2 separate regions of the Homo sapiens genome follow, and region 1 is linked to region 2. A link is an interaction called in ENCODE POLR2A ChIA-PET data of the cell type or tissue named here. Cell type or tissue: PC-9. All regions are shown on one strand. Links, peaks and the distances in the headings refer to the core of each region. The heading gives the core; the rest is flanking DNA. Region 1 overlaps LOC102723760 (a long non-coding RNA gene). Region 2 overlaps LOC101928391 (a long non-coding RNA gene).

Evidence for each region. ChIA-PET counts read pairs that join two places held together with the same protein. Peaks named below come from ENCODE experiments on the same cell type or tissue, not always from the same donor. Only the 100,000 strongest peaks of a DNase experiment are listed, where the experiment ranks them.
Region 1: POLR2A ChIA-PET joins it to region 2 with 13 read pairs; 7 of 35 experiments call an interaction of 5 or more read pairs at or near these places.

What each region holds. Positions count from the first base shown.
Region 1 is chr1:27,158,279-27,165,605 of GRCh38, reverse strand. LOC102723760 (a long non-coding RNA gene) reads right to left here. Exons shown (of 3, transcript XR_426674.4): 2 at 7,082-7,187; 3 at 5,138-5,317. Among named protein-coding and RNA genes, the nearest start is that of SLC9A1, 6.8 kb to the right of the region's middle. In PC-9, for the core only: no CTCF peak of the experiment used is centred there; DNase peaks (open chromatin) are centred at 2,355 and 3,805; H3K27ac peaks cover 2,444 bases.
Region 2 is chr1:27,054,769-27,062,095 of GRCh38, reverse strand. LOC101928391 (a long non-coding RNA gene) reads right to left here. Exons shown (of 8, transcript XR_007065559.1): 6 at 3,574-3,698; 7 at 2,016-2,082. Among named protein-coding and RNA genes, the nearest start is that of TENT5B, 46 kb to the right of the region's middle. RefSeq lists silencers at 2,744-3,038, 3,764-4,058. In PC-9, for the core only: no CTCF peak of the experiment used is centred there; no DNase peak of the experiment used is centred there.

The DNA.
Region 1 (7,327 bases), core at 1,249-6,248, 100 kb before region 2:
TGCAGGCAATGTAGACAACTCTCTTAAGCATTTGGCAGTGCTGGGAGTGGGTGGGGGATGAAGAGATGTGTGTTAAAGTGTTAAGATAACACATTATACTTATGATAGATGTTGCCTGGGGCAGCAGGAAGGGAGAAAAGTGTAACTGATAGTTTAAAAGACTTTAAAATTTGATAAAAATTGTACAGATATCTGTAAAACACATCAAAAACGTACACACACACACATATAGGGCAGTTTTTTGTTTGTTTTTCGGTTTGTTTTTCTTTTTGTGATGGAGTCTCACTCTGACACCCAGGCTGGAGTGCAGTTGTGCGATCTCAGCTCACTGCAACCTCCACCTCCCAGGTTCAAGCAATTCTCATGTCTCAGCCTCCCGAGTAGCTGGGACTACAGGCAAGCACCACCACGCCTAGCTAATTTTTGTATTTTTAGTAGAGATGGAGTTTCAGCATGTTGGCCAAACTGGTCTTGAACTCCTGACCTCAGGTGATCTGTCTTCCTTGGCCTCCCAAAGTGCTGGGATTACAGGCGTGAGCCACAGCACCTGGCCAGTTTTTTTAGGAGATAGAGTCCTGCTATGTTGCCCAAGCTGGAGTGCAGTGGCATGATCATAGCTCACTGTAACCTTGAACTTCTGGGCTCTAAGTGATCCTCCCGCCTCAGCTTCCCAAGTAGTAGAGACTACAGGTGCATACCGCCATGCCTGGCTAATTTTGAAATTATTTTGCCAGGCACAGTGGCTCATGCCTGTAATCTCAGCACTTTGGGAGGCTGAGGCAGGAGGATTGCCTGAGTGCAGGAGCTTAAGATCAGCCTGGGCAACATAGCAAGACCTCATCTCTACTAAAAATAAAAATAAGAAAATTAGCTGGGCATGGTGGCATGCACCTGTAGTCTTAGTTACTCAGGAAGCTGGGGTGGGAGGATGGCTAGAGTCCAGGAGTTTGAGGCTACAGTGAGCTATAATCACACCACTACACTCTAGCCTGGGCGAGAGAGTGAGACCTTCTCAAAACACCACCACCACCACCAACAACAACAAATAAATAAATACATAAATTATTTTGTAGACACAGATTCTCCCTATGTTGCCTAGGCTGGTCTTGAACTCCTGGCCTCAAGTGATCCTCCCACCTCAGCCTTCTAAGGTGCTGGGATTACTGGAGTGAGCTACTGTGTCTGGCCAAAATATACATATATTATTGAAAGTAAATATAACAAACTGTTACAGCTGATAATTCTGAATTTGGATGTTTGCTATATTACCTTTATACTTTTAAATTTTCTTACAAATAATTAGGGGAAAAAAAGGTTTGTGGGCCAAATCGTGTGCAGGACTTTGAGTGCCATGCTGGGATGGGGTATGTGCCTGTCTAAACAGGGGATGAACATGGCTCAGACAGCTCTTCCTGAAAGCTGTGTAGGCTGAGGGTGGTGGCTCACGCCTGTAATCCCAGCACTTTGGGAGGCCGAGATGGGCAGATCACCTGAGGTCAGAAGTTCAAGACCAGCCTGATCAACATGGTGAAACCCCATCTCTACTAAAAATACAAAAAAATTAGCTGAGCGTGGTGGCAGGTGCTTGTTGTAATCCCAGCTACGCGGGAGGCTGAGACAGGAGAAGCCCTTGAACCCAAGAGGCGGAAGTTGCAGTGAGCAGTGAGCCGAGATTGTGCCACTGCAGCTGGGAGACAAGAGCAAAACTCCGTCTCAAAAAAAAAAAAAAAAAAGTCAATCCCGGACCCGTTCCCTCAGATCTGCTAAATCCTAACTTTTCCAGTACACACACACACACACACACACACACACACAGGATTCTGACAGTGTAGAATGGGGGCAAGTTTAGTGGAAGATGGTGGGTGAAGTTGATGGAGGTGCCTGTGGGACATCCAGTCAGTGAACATTAGGGTGTCAAGGTTGCCGATAGGTGTTTATCAAATCCATTATTGATTTTCCTCCAGCAGAAAGCACAGGGAGTTGCACATAGTAGGAACTCACTAAATGTTTATTGTAAAATTATGAACTTAGCTTAAAGGCAATTCGCTGGATCCTAAATTCCAACTCCTTACCAACCTCCGAACTCTCTTCTAGTTACCCAACATGTACATGCTTTTTCATGGTAGCTATCAGCCTGGAGAACTGGGAAAAGCCTGGACTTCAGAGTTAGGCAGACCTGCATCCAAACCTGGCTCCTCTTCTTCCCAGCTCTATGGCCTCAGACAAGCAATTCTCCTCTGGGAGTCTTGGTTTTCTCATGTGCAAATAATGCATTCTGTGATTCATTCACTCAGCAAATATTTATTGAGTACCAATATGCACTGGGCATTGTTCTACATGGTGGAGAAACAGTGATGGATGAGATAGACGTGGTCCCTGCCCTAGCTGAGCTCACATTCTGAAGGGAGAAAAATGCAGTAAAAAAAAAAAAAAAAAAAAAAGGTAATAGGCCGGGCGCGGTGGCTCACACCTGTAATCCTGGCACTTTGGGAGGCAGAGGCGGGTGGATCACGAGGTCAGGAGTTCGAGACCAGCCTGACCAACATGGTGAAACCCCGTCTCCACTAAAAATACAAAAATTAGGCCGGGTGCAGTGGCTCATGCCTGTAATCCCAGCACTTTGGGAGGCCGAGGCAGGTGGATTGCCTGAGGTCAGGAGTTCGAGACCAGCCTGGCCATGGTGAAACCCCGTCTTTATTAAAAATAAAAAAAAATTATCTGGGCATGGTGGCGGGTGCCTGTAATCCCAGCTACTAGGGAGGCTGAGGCGGGAGAATCACTTGAACCCAGGAGGCGGAGGTTGCAGTGAGCCAAGATTGCGCCATTGCACTCCAGCCTGGGCAACAAGAGCAAAACTCCGTCTCAAAAAAAAAAAAAAAAAAATTAGCTGGGCATGGTGGCGCACGCCTATAATCCCAGCTACTCAGGAGGCTGAAGCAGGAGAATTGCTTGAACCCAACAGGTGGAGGTTGCAGTGAGCCGAGATCATGCCATTGCACTCCAGCCTGGGTGACAGAGCAAGACTCTGTCTCAAAAAAAAAAAAAAAAGAATAAAAGTAACAAATAGGAGAATTATACTGTATGTGAGAAGGTGAAACATGCTATACAAAGAAGAAAAAAGGAGCAGGGGAAGGGGCTGGGTGGTAGTGGTGGTGGCCAGGCAGGGGAAGTGTCACTATTACATAGGATTATAACATAGTAGGCCATGTCAGGAAGCGAGATTCGCAGAAAGGCTTGAAGGAGGTCAGGTAACCAGCCATGTGGATATCTGGGGAAGAGTGTTCCAGGCAGAAGGAATAGCAAGTGCAAAGACCCTGAGGCAGAAGTGTGTCTGCCAGTGTTTGAGAAATAGAAGGAGGCAGTGGTGAAGTGAGTGCCGGGGAGACTGGAAGAAGGCTTTGCTGGGCTGTGACATTATGATGAAAGAAGGAGCGGCTGAGTACAATGGCTTACCCCTGTAATCCCAATACTTTGGGAGGCCCAGGCAAGAGAATCAATCAAGACCAGGGGTTTGAGACCAGCCTGGGCAATATAGTAAGACCCTATCCCTACCAAAAATATTTTTAAAAATTAGTCAGGTGTGGTGGCATGTACCTGTAGTCCAAGCTGCTCGGGAGGGCGAGGCTGGAGGATCGGTTGAGCCCAGGAGTTTGAGGTTGCTGTGAGCTATGATTGCACCATTGTACTCTAGCCTAGGTGACAGCAAGACTCTGTCTCAAAAAAAAAAAAAAACAAAAGAAGGAAATGAACCCAGTCACTGCGTGCTGACTGTGTACCAGGAACTATGCTTGACATACAGTGGCCTTTTCATCCTTACAATAAACCTTACAAAGCAAGTAATGTGACTCCACCCAGCTTTCATATACATGAACACAGCGAGAGACAGAAACAAGGTGTGACTTGCTCATAATGCGCAGCTAATAGGGGCTGAGCAGATTCTTTCCTAGGGCCATGCATTTTGTGCCATAAAACTCCAGGCACTTTTAGTGAAAGGATTCAAGGAGGGGATTGGGGAGCAGACATGGCTTAAGCAGGGGGAGATGCCACCCAGGGTCCAGGCTTCCTGAGGCTGTCCTGGATCTGCAGGGGAAGGGTCTGCAGAGACCTGGCCTCTCCGAGTCAAAAGCAGTGTGGGCCTGGAATGGTTAAAAAATGAGGACTTGGCCGGGTGTGGTAGCTCACGCCTGTAATCCCAGCACTTTTAGAGGCCGAAGCAGGTGGATCACCTGAGGTCAAGAGTTCGAGACCAGCCTGGCCAACATGGTGAAACCCTGTGTCTACAAAAAATACAAAAAATTAACTGGGCATGGTGGCAGGCGCCTGTAATCCCAGCTACTCGGGAGGCTGAGGCAGCAGAATCGCTTGAACCCAGGAGGCAGAGGTTGTAGTGAGCTGAGATCGCGCCATTGCACTGCAGCCTGGGCAACAAGAGTGAAACTCCATCTTAAAAAAACAAAAAACAAAAAACAAAAAATGACTTGCTCAAACATGGTTACAAATATTGCTATGTATTTTAACTGATTTTTTTTTTTCTTTTTTGAGATGAGAGTCTTGCTCTGTCGCCCAGGCTGGAGTGCAGTGGCGCGATCTCAGCTCACTGCAAGCTCCGCCTCCCGGGTTCACGCCATTCTCCTGCCTCAGCCTCCCGAGTAGCTGGGACTACAGGCGCCCGCCACCACGCCCGGCTAATTTTATGTATTTTTAGTAGAGACGGGGTTTCACCGTGTTAGCCAGAATGGTCTTGATCTCCTGACCTCGTGATCCGCCCACCTCAGCCTCCCAAAGTGCTGGGATTACAGGCGTGAGCCACCGCGCCTGGCCTTGACTGATTATTTTTAAGAAGACAAGGCTTTTAAGGCCGAAGCGGGCGGATCACGAGGTCAGGAGATCGAGACTATCCTGGCTAACACGGTGAAACCCCATCTCTACTAAAAATACAAAAAATTAGCCGGGCGTGGTGGCAGGTGCCTGTAGTCCCAGCTACTCGGGAGGCTGAGGCAGGAGAATGGCGTGAACCCGGGAGGCGGAGCTTGCAGTGAGCTGAGATTGCACCACTGAACTACAGCCAGGTCGACAGAGCGAGACTCAGTCTCAAAAAAAAAAAAAAAAAAAAAGAAGAGGAAGAAGAAGATAAGGCTTTTAACATACAATACACATCAATGTGATTTATTTACAAATATTAAATTCATAGCAGCTGGTCTGATGGTGGGACCCATCTCACGGATGTGAGGGTCTGTTTTCCAGCCTGTCAATTTTCTCTGTGACTGAAGGCAGAACTTCATGTGGTTCCCAACATCAAAAGTCTACTCTTGAGGTCCTCGGTGCATGTAAATAAATAGAATGATGGTAAATATATGTGGTACTTGCTGGGGGCAGTGGTAAATGCTTCGCATACATTGGCTAATATCTTCATGAGAGCCCCATGAGGTTGACACTATTGTTGTCCCCCCTTATGGAGGAAGAAGCTGTAGAACAGGCACTGATTTGCCCAGGGTCTCATGACTAGTGAGCGGTGGTGCCAGAGCACTGAAAGGAGACCATGTGGCTACCCATGTTCGGCAGTCCCAGCATTTAACTATCCATTATTCTACACTGCCTGCCCAGGCTGGGCCTTGGCCATCGGCTCTCCCATGTGGTTTCTCCCAAGGCCTGTTTCCTGATATTGTTCTGTTGTTATAACCTTCTCCAGGCCGTGGAGGATCTCAGGGCTGGCATTTCCTGGTTGTCCTGGGATCTACCACGTCCCAGACTGGCACCCAAAGACTCACTGAGGCCTGAGTGAGGGAGAATTAGAGAGTGGGGAGCACACCAGTGAACGTTGCCTTCAAGACTGGAAAGAACAGTAGGTCTTGGGCTTCTGGCCCCAGGGCACCTGTGGAAAGTCACTCCACCAGCCCCATCCTTTCCCTCTTTTCTTCTTTTTACACTGAACCTGTGATGTTTTAAAAGGGTGCTGGACTTAGGTGTTAGAAACCTGACTTAAGTCTTGGATCTGCTTCTTTTTTTAAATTTTAATTTAATTTTATTGGCTCACTGCAACCTCTGCCTCCCAGGTTCAAGTGATTCTCCTGCCTCAACCTCCTGAGTAGCTGGGATTACAGGTGCCTGCCACCACGCCCAGCTAATTTTTGTATTTTCAGTAGAGATGGGGTTTCACCATGTTGCCCAGGCTGGTCTTGAACCTCTGACTTCAAATGATCTGCCCGGCTCGGCCTCCTAAAGTGCTGGGATTACAGGTGTAAGCCACTGTGCCAGGCATGGATCTGCATCTTAATAGATGTGTGACCTTGGGCAAATAGCTTTATGTCTCTGGGCCTTTGTCTTTTCACCTGTAAAATGGGAATGAGAATAATAGCTACTCTTTGGCCAGATGCGGTGACTCACGCCTGTAATCCTAGCACTTTGGGAGGCCAAGGCAGGTGGATTACCTGAAGTCAGGAGTTCCTGACCAGCCTGGTCAACGTGGTGAAACCCCATCTCTACCAAAAATATAAAAATTAGCTGGGTGTGGTAGCAGCCGCTTGTAATCCCAGGTACTCGGGAGGCTGAGGCAGGAGAATCACTTGAACCTGAGAGGTGGAGATTGCAAGTGAGCCAAGATCGCCACTGCACTCCAGCCTGGGTGACAAGAGTGAAACTCTGTCTCAAAAGAAAAAAATAGAATAATAGGTACTGTTTTTTCTGAGACAGGGTCTCACTCTGTCACCCAGGCTGGAGTGCAGTGGTGTGATCTCAGCTCACTGCAAGCTCTGCCTCCTGGGTTCAAGTGATTCTCGTGCCTCAGCCTCCCAAGTAGCTGGGACTACAGGCACATGCCACCACACCCAGCTAATTTTTGCATTTTTAGTAGATACGGGGTTTCGCTGTGTTGGCCAGGCTGGTCACAAACTCTTGACCTCAGGTGATCCACCTGCCTCGACCTCCCAAAGTGCTGGGGTTACAGGCATGAGCCACCGCACCCAGCCTAGCATTTGGATCATTGATAAACCTGGGGCACTTGGTTGTGAACTCTAAAGGGCTGAACAATTGTGAGGCATTATTGTTATTATTCTGATCCTTGCTCGAAATGCTCTTTGGTTACTTTCATTATAGCTGATGTTCTCCTTTCATCTGCTCCCAGATGACACAAGTCCCCTGCCCTTCTCTGAAGTCTCTTTTGTCATTTCCCAGGTGGCTGGAATTTGTGCCTGGAGAATGTGAGGTACAGAGAACTCAGTTTAGGCATGGGATTATAAAAAAAGAGAGAGAGAGAGAGAACTCAGTTTAATGTTGCCACCTTCAGTTACTATCATATCACTTTATTAATTATTTTATTTTTATATTCATT
Region 2 (7,327 bases), core at 964-5,963:
GGTTGCAGTGAGCTGAGATCACGCCACTGCACTCCAGCCTGGGCGACAGAGTGAGACTCTGTCTCAAAAAAAAATAAAAAAATTAAAAATTAAATAAAACAAATCACCTATAACTCACTCTCCAAAGATCATCTTTGTGGCTGTCTCACCCATCAGCATCTGCCATTGAGTCACCCTGGTCCCAGTCACCCAAGACGCTGGGTTTGCTAAGGGACTGATGTCTCAGGGAGGAAAAGAGGCTGAAGAACAGGCCGTGCAAGTGTGGCTGGCTTGTCCCCAGCAGAGAATTTAGGAGCAAAGCATTTCAGTGACTTTTAAAAGTAAATCAGGCCAGATGTGGTGGCTCATGCGTGTAATCCCAGCACTTTGGGAGGCAGAGGTGGACGGATTGCTTGAGCTCAGGAGTTCAAAACCAGCCTGGGTAACATGGTGAAACTCCGTCTTTACAAAAAGTAGCCAGCCACTGTAGCATTTGCCTGTAGTCCCAGCTTCTCAGGAGGCTGAGGTGGGAGGATCACTTGAGCCCAGGAGTTTGAGGCTGCAGTGAGCCAAGATCTCACCAGTGCGCTCCAGCCTGGGCAACAGAGTGAGACACTGTCTCAAAAAAAAAAAAAAAAAAAAAAAGGTAAATCAGAGGGGCCACCCCTGCTTAAAACCTTTCACCAGCTTCCCACTATGCTGAGGAAAAGGTCAGGGTCCCTAAAGTAGCCCGCAATGCCCATACCCCACACACCTGGCCTGCATGCTGGCCTCCATGTATGAGCTGTATGACTTTGAACGAGTTATTTAAACTTGTCTGTGCTTCAGTTTCCTCATTTATAAAATCGCAATAACAGAACCTACCTCAGGACTGTTTGAGGGTAAAATATGCTACATGAGGTGCTTAGAATAGGGCCTGCCATGCGGAAAGTCCTCAAGAAGCATTGCTGCTATTACTGTTATTATTTTTGTCCCACTGTCTCTTGCTCTCCCCGCTAGGATACACACCCCAGCTGCCTGACTGTGGAGCTCCGCCTTCTAACCCCTCTGGCAGCATCCAAAGGCAAAAGGCCACGGCAAAGCTTCTCCTCAGACGTCCTCCTTGAAGACGTCCTCCTTGTTTTATAAGGGGGTGGGGGAACTTTCCAGAACCCCTTTCTGTCTCATTGACTAGAATGGGATTCTATGCCTGCCCCTAAACAAACAGAGGTAGAGAGTGGGGCCGGGCGCGGTGGCTCACGCCTGTAATCCCAACACTTTGGGAGGCCAAGGCAGGCGGATCATGAGGTCAGGCAATCGAGACCATCCTGGCTAACACGGTGAAACCCTGCCTCTACTAAAAAATATAAAAAATTAGCCGGGCGTGGTGGCGAGCGCCTGTAGTCCCAGTGTAGCAGGACGAGCTGCAGACAAAACTCCTCAGACACCGAGTTGAAGGAAGGGGTTTAATCGGCTGGGGGCATCGGCAAGACTCCTGTCTCGAGAGCCGAGCTCCCCGAGTGAGCAATTCCTATCCCTTTTAAGGGCTCACAACTCTAAGGAGGGTGCGTGTGAGGGGGTCGGGATTGATTGAGCAAGCAAGGGGTACGTGACTGGGGTCTGCATGCACTGGTAACTAGATCGGAACAAAACAGATAGGGATTTTCACAGTGCATTTCTATACAATGTCTGTAATCTATAGACAACATAACTGATTAGGTCAGGGGTCGATCTTTAACTACCAGGCCCAGGGTGCAGCGCCGGGCTGTCTGCCTGTGGATTTCATTTCTGCCTTTTAGTTTTTACTTCTTTCTTTGGAGGCAGAAATTGGGCATAAGACAATGTGAGGGGTGGTCTCCTCCCTTACCAGCTACTCGGGAGGCTGAGGCAGGAGAATGGCGTGAACCCCAGAGGCGGAGATTGTAGTGAGCCGAGATTGCGCCACTGCACTCCAGCCTGGGCAACAGCGAGACTCCGTTTCAAAAAAAAACAAAAAACAAAAAAACAACATCAACAATAGAGGCAGAGAAGAAAGGGAATACCATAGTTATACACACCTGACCCAAAGCAGGGCTCTGTTCCCGTAGACTGGTGGTTCTCAGGTTCCAGGAGAGTCAGAATCACCTGAGGGTTTAAAAAAAAAAACAATTTCCAGGCCGGGCACGGTGGCTCATGCTTGTAATCCCCGCACTTTGGGAGGCCAAGGCAGGCGGATCACCTGAGGTCAGGAGTTTGAGACTAGCTTGGCCAACATGGCGAAACCCTGTCTCTACTAAAAATACAAAAATTAGCCGGGCATGGGGGTGGGTGCCTGTAATCCCAGCTACTCCGGAGGCTGAGGCAGGAGAATTGCTTGAACCTGGGAGGCGGAGTTTGCAGTGAGCCGAGATCGCACCACTGCACTCCAGCCTGGGCGACAGAGCGAGACTCTGTCTCAAAAAAAAAAAAAAAAAAAAAAAAGAATCCCAGCGTGGAAGAGGGGAAAAGATGTAACCCAGCCTGCAAATGCGGGCTCCTCCCTAGAGACTGGCATAAGGTGAGTGCCAGCCCAGACGTGGCCATCACTGTAGCTACACAAAGCCTCCAAGGTTTCTGCCAGCTCTGGGGGCTCATGTGCTCATGGCTGCTGTCCTGCTTCTGCTGATTCCTTGCAGCTGTCGCCTTTACTTCTGTCCTGGAGTTGACCCAAATGAGGGGCAAGAACTGCAGGACATTTTCCCCTGCTCCCAGAGCAACTGCGGGTATAAGGCTGTTGGGCTGTCGTGTGAGGGGGATTTTCCTAAAGACACAGCACACAGGGAGAATAACAGAAGTCACCTTCCTGAGGCTGCCCCGCACTTGGGTTCTGAGGACCTTCGCTCCCTCCCCTCCTTCTCTTCTCCTCCCTCCTGTCTCCCCTGCGGCAACCTGAACTACTCGGCTCTCTCCCCGCTCCTCCTCCTCCTCTGCAACTCAGCTCTAGTCCTGCCTGAGGCCGAACCCTTGAACAGGAGGCCAGGGCTGGAAAGTTGTGGAAATGCCCCTGTGGGGAGCCCTGCCAAGGATGCTGAGGCTGAGCCCCAGCCTGGGGGAGGGGGTGTCCTGATCTGAGCAGACCCTGAGGGCAGACAGAAGGCAGCCAAGGTCTAGAGCTGGTGCCTCTAACCACCTCTACCCCAGAGGCTGTGGGATGCTTGGGAGCCAGGATAGGGCCGGGCTTTGGGTCTACACTACCTTGGTCCTGAGATGGAGTCTAGGAACATTGGTGGGGGTGCCAAGCATTCTGTAGAGGTAGGATGGGGTGGGTCCCTCTCACTTCTTCAGCCCTCAAGATTGCATACAACAGGCTCCTAAGAAATCACTGAGGCTGGCTGGCACGGTGGCTCACAGGTGGCTGAGGCAGGAGAATCACTTGAACCCGGCAGGCAGAGGTTGCAGTGAGCCAAGACCGCGCCACTGCACTCCAGCCTGGGTGACAGAGCGAGACTCCGTCTCAAAAAAAAAAAAAGAAAAAAAGAAAAAAAGAAATCCCTGAGGCTTTTAAGCCTCGGAGGGAGAGCCTGCTGACTCCTTGAGGTGTACAGAGGCACCAGTTTTTAGGAGGACAGAATCTTTCTAAGGCAGTTTGATTTTTACCTTCTCAGGTGCAGGAAAAGTGACTGTTTCCTTCTCTGTGAATTTCCCATGGACTAAGGGACTCCCGACAGGGGGAGGGCCCTCTTGGCAGTCAGCTTATTCTGAAATTTGAATTTCCAATGCACCTGGAGGAATCCAGAGGGGAAAGGTTGTTATTTATAACCAAAGCTTCCTTCTAAGGAAAGTAGATCCTGCTGCATTAACTAAAAGGCCCTTTTGTTCTTAAAAGGCCCTTACTGGGTTTGGCTTGGCAGCCTGGTTTGGGAAGAGCAGGAGGGGCTAGGGAGAGCTGAAATGCAGGGTCTCCTGTGTGAGAATTGGAAGCCCCTGGGGCATCGAGGTGTCTGTCACGCAGGGGCTGAAGAAGGGAGGCGGGTAGATGGGCATGGGCGCCAGCAGATGGGAGCAGCAGCCCTGTGCGGGCGGGGCTGGAGGATGCCTGAGAAACCAGCTTGTAAGAGCAGAGACGTCCCAGTGCCACTTTCAGTCGTGTGCTGAGCCACTCTATAACTCTTCCAGGGACCCACAAATCTTAGTGAAATTCTGCTTACAGAGCAGTCTGGTATCCACGGTTTCTTGGGAGAAGAAACGGGCTGCATCCTACATTTGAGTCAATTCCAGGGCAGAAATAAAGGGAACAGCTGCTAGAATTCAGCAGAAGCCGGAAATCAGAGGCACACAATTGTAAGCCTGAGAAATTGCAGAAGCCTTGTGGAAAGTAAGGGATGGGGTCTGAGCCAACCTTATTTCAATCCCAGTGGGCTGGCGGACCCCAGCTACCAACCATGGGTTCTGCCTAGGGGCAGATATTTGCCCCCCCGCTTCCTTGCTAAAAGAAGCTTGTTTTGTTCTGGTGGGAGGACAATGTACTAATTACCCCCAGGTGGATGGTGACTGGGATATTTACATTTGATCCACTCCCCTCTGCTGGTAATTGGGTTGGGGAGAACCATGGGACCCTGTTCTGGCCAATGAGATAAGAGGGGGAGGCTGCTGGGGGCTTCTGGGAGGAATTTTCCTCCTCTTACAAAAAGAGATGTTTTAGGAGGACCCCTGTCCAAGCCTCCCTTCCTGAGATGCTGCCCGTGGCAAATGCAGCCACACAAAAGTGCAGGCTCCAGGGTCAAACCATCTGGGCTAAAAGCATGGCTCTGCCTCCGATTGGCTGTGTTGTCTTAAGCAGATTACTTGACCTTTCTGTACCTCGTGTTCCTCCTCTGCAAAATGAAAATAATTGGACTTTCTTCTCAGGGTGCTGTGAAAATCAAATGAGTGAATACACCTAAAATGCCCAGACAGTTCTAGCACATGATAAGTACTCAATATATAACAGCTGTTATTTAGTTGCTCTCTGTGGATATGATGCTTGGAGCCACGGTAGTCATCTTTCAACCATGAGGGCCTTGACTCAAAAATGGTCTACCCCAAGATATCTTAAGATAAAAGTCCTGTGGGGTTTTTTTGTTGTGTTTTTTTTTTTTTTTTTTTTTTTTTGAGACACTCTCACTCCATTGCAGAGGCTGGAGGCTGGACTGTAGTGGTGTGATCATGGCTCACTGCAGCCTTGACCTCCCAGGCTCAGACGATCCTCCTGCCTCAGCCTCCTGAGTAGCTGGGACCACAGGCACATACCACCGCACCTGGCTCATTTAAAAAAATTATTCGGAGAAGGCCGGGCACAGTGGCTCACGCCTGTAATCCCAGCACTTTGGGAGGCTGAGGCGGGCAGATCACGAGTTCAGGAGTTCAAGACCAGCCTGGCCAACATGAGGAAACCCCATCTCTACTAAAAATACAAAAATTAGCCAGGCGTGGTGGTATGTGCCTGTAGTCCCAGCTACTTGGGAGGCTGAGGCAGAAGAATCACTTGAACCCGGGAGGTGGAGGTTGCAGTGAGCCGAGATCGCACCACTGCGCTCCAGCCTGGGCAACAGAGCAAGCCTCTGTCTCCAAAAAAAAAAAAAAAAAAAAAATTATTTGTAAAGATAGAGGTCTCCTCTTATGTTGGCTAAGCTAGGAAACTCCCAACTCTTTAGACAACTTTTAGCTTAGTATTCTGTTACTTGCAGCCTAAATCTCCCTAACCAATTCATAGATAAAAACTTGATACTTATGATTGTTTTATGATAAGAAATTAAACCACCTAATCCATGGGATACTCATATTTACTGAGAACACTGCTGAGAACCCTGGAGGCAGATTACACAGCATTGACTGCTAGTCATCCTCAAATGCGTAGTTTCTCCTTCTCTCTTTAATAAATAGAATGGCCATATTTTAGCTGGGCACATGCTGCGTGGCTAGAAAGCACATTTCCCAGGCCGGGCCTGGTGGCTCACACCTGTAATCCCAGCACTTTGGGAGGCGGAGGCGGGTGGATCACTTGAGGTCAGGAGTTCAAGACTAGCCTGGCGAACATGATGAAACCCCGTCTCTACTAAAAATACAAAAAATTGGCCGGGTGTGGTGGCCAGTGCCTGTAATCCCAGCTACTTGGGAGGGTGAGGCAGGAGAATTGCTTAAACACAGGAGGCGGAGGTTGCAGTGAGCCGAGATCACGCCATTGCACTCCAGTCTGGGCGACGGAGCGAGCGAGACTCTTCATCTCAAAAAAAAGAAGAAGAAGAAGAAAGAAAGTACATTTCCCAGTTTCCCTTGCAACTAGGTGAAGCCATGGGCCCAAGCTTTAGCAAAGAAATATGAATCGAAGTGATACGTGCCAAAGGATTGGGTATTTTCCCACCTCACTCTTCTGTCTCTGTTTTTTTTTTTTTTGAAACAGGGTCTCACTCTGTCACCCAGGCTGGGGTGCAATGGTGTGATCACAGCTCACTGCAACCTCCACCTCCTGGACTCAAGCAATCCTCCTACCTCAGCCTCCGGAGTAGCTGGGACTAGAGGTGTGGGCCACCATACCCAGCTTATTTTATTTTATTTTATTTTTTTTGAGACGGAGTCTCACTCTGTCGCCCAGGCTGGAGTGCAGTGGTGCGATTTCGGCTCACTGCAACCTCCACCTCCCAGGTTCAAGCAATTCTCTGCCTCAGCCTCCAGAATAGCTGGTATTACAGGCCCCCACCACCACACCCAGCTAATTCTTGTATTTTTAGTAGAATCGGGGTTTCACCATCGTGGCCAGGCTAGTCTTGAACTTCTGCCCTCGTGATCTACCCGCCTCGGCCTCCCAAAGTGCTGGGATTACAGGCGTGAGCCACTGCGCCCAGCCGCCCAGCTTATTTTTTGTATTTTTAGTAGAGACGGGGTCTCACTATGTTGCCCAGACTGGCCTCAAATTCCTGAGCTCAAGTGATATGCCCACTTCTGTCTCCCAAGGTACTGGGATTACAGATGTGAGCCACCATGCCCAGCCAGAAGGGCCATTTTGAAGGTGGGCACAGTTGACCCACCAGACATGAAAACATGAAGACCTAACTCCGACCTCTTACATACAAGAAAACAAACAATCTTGTTTAAGCCACTGTATTGTTTTATTGCTTCACTGCAACAGATCTACATGAAGCTCCAGAATATCAAGTGGAAATAGCAGCACAGAAATACTGTCCTGTGAGTGTTTCTGCGACCCATTGTATCAGTTCGCTGTTGCTGCATAACAAACCACCCAAGACTTAGGCTTAAAACAGTAATGTTTTTTTATTTCTCATGAAAATGTGGGTTGGCTGCATTCTTCTGCTGATTTTTCCAGGGCTTACTTGTGCAGCTACGTTCAGCTGGAAGAATGGCTGTGGGCTAGGTT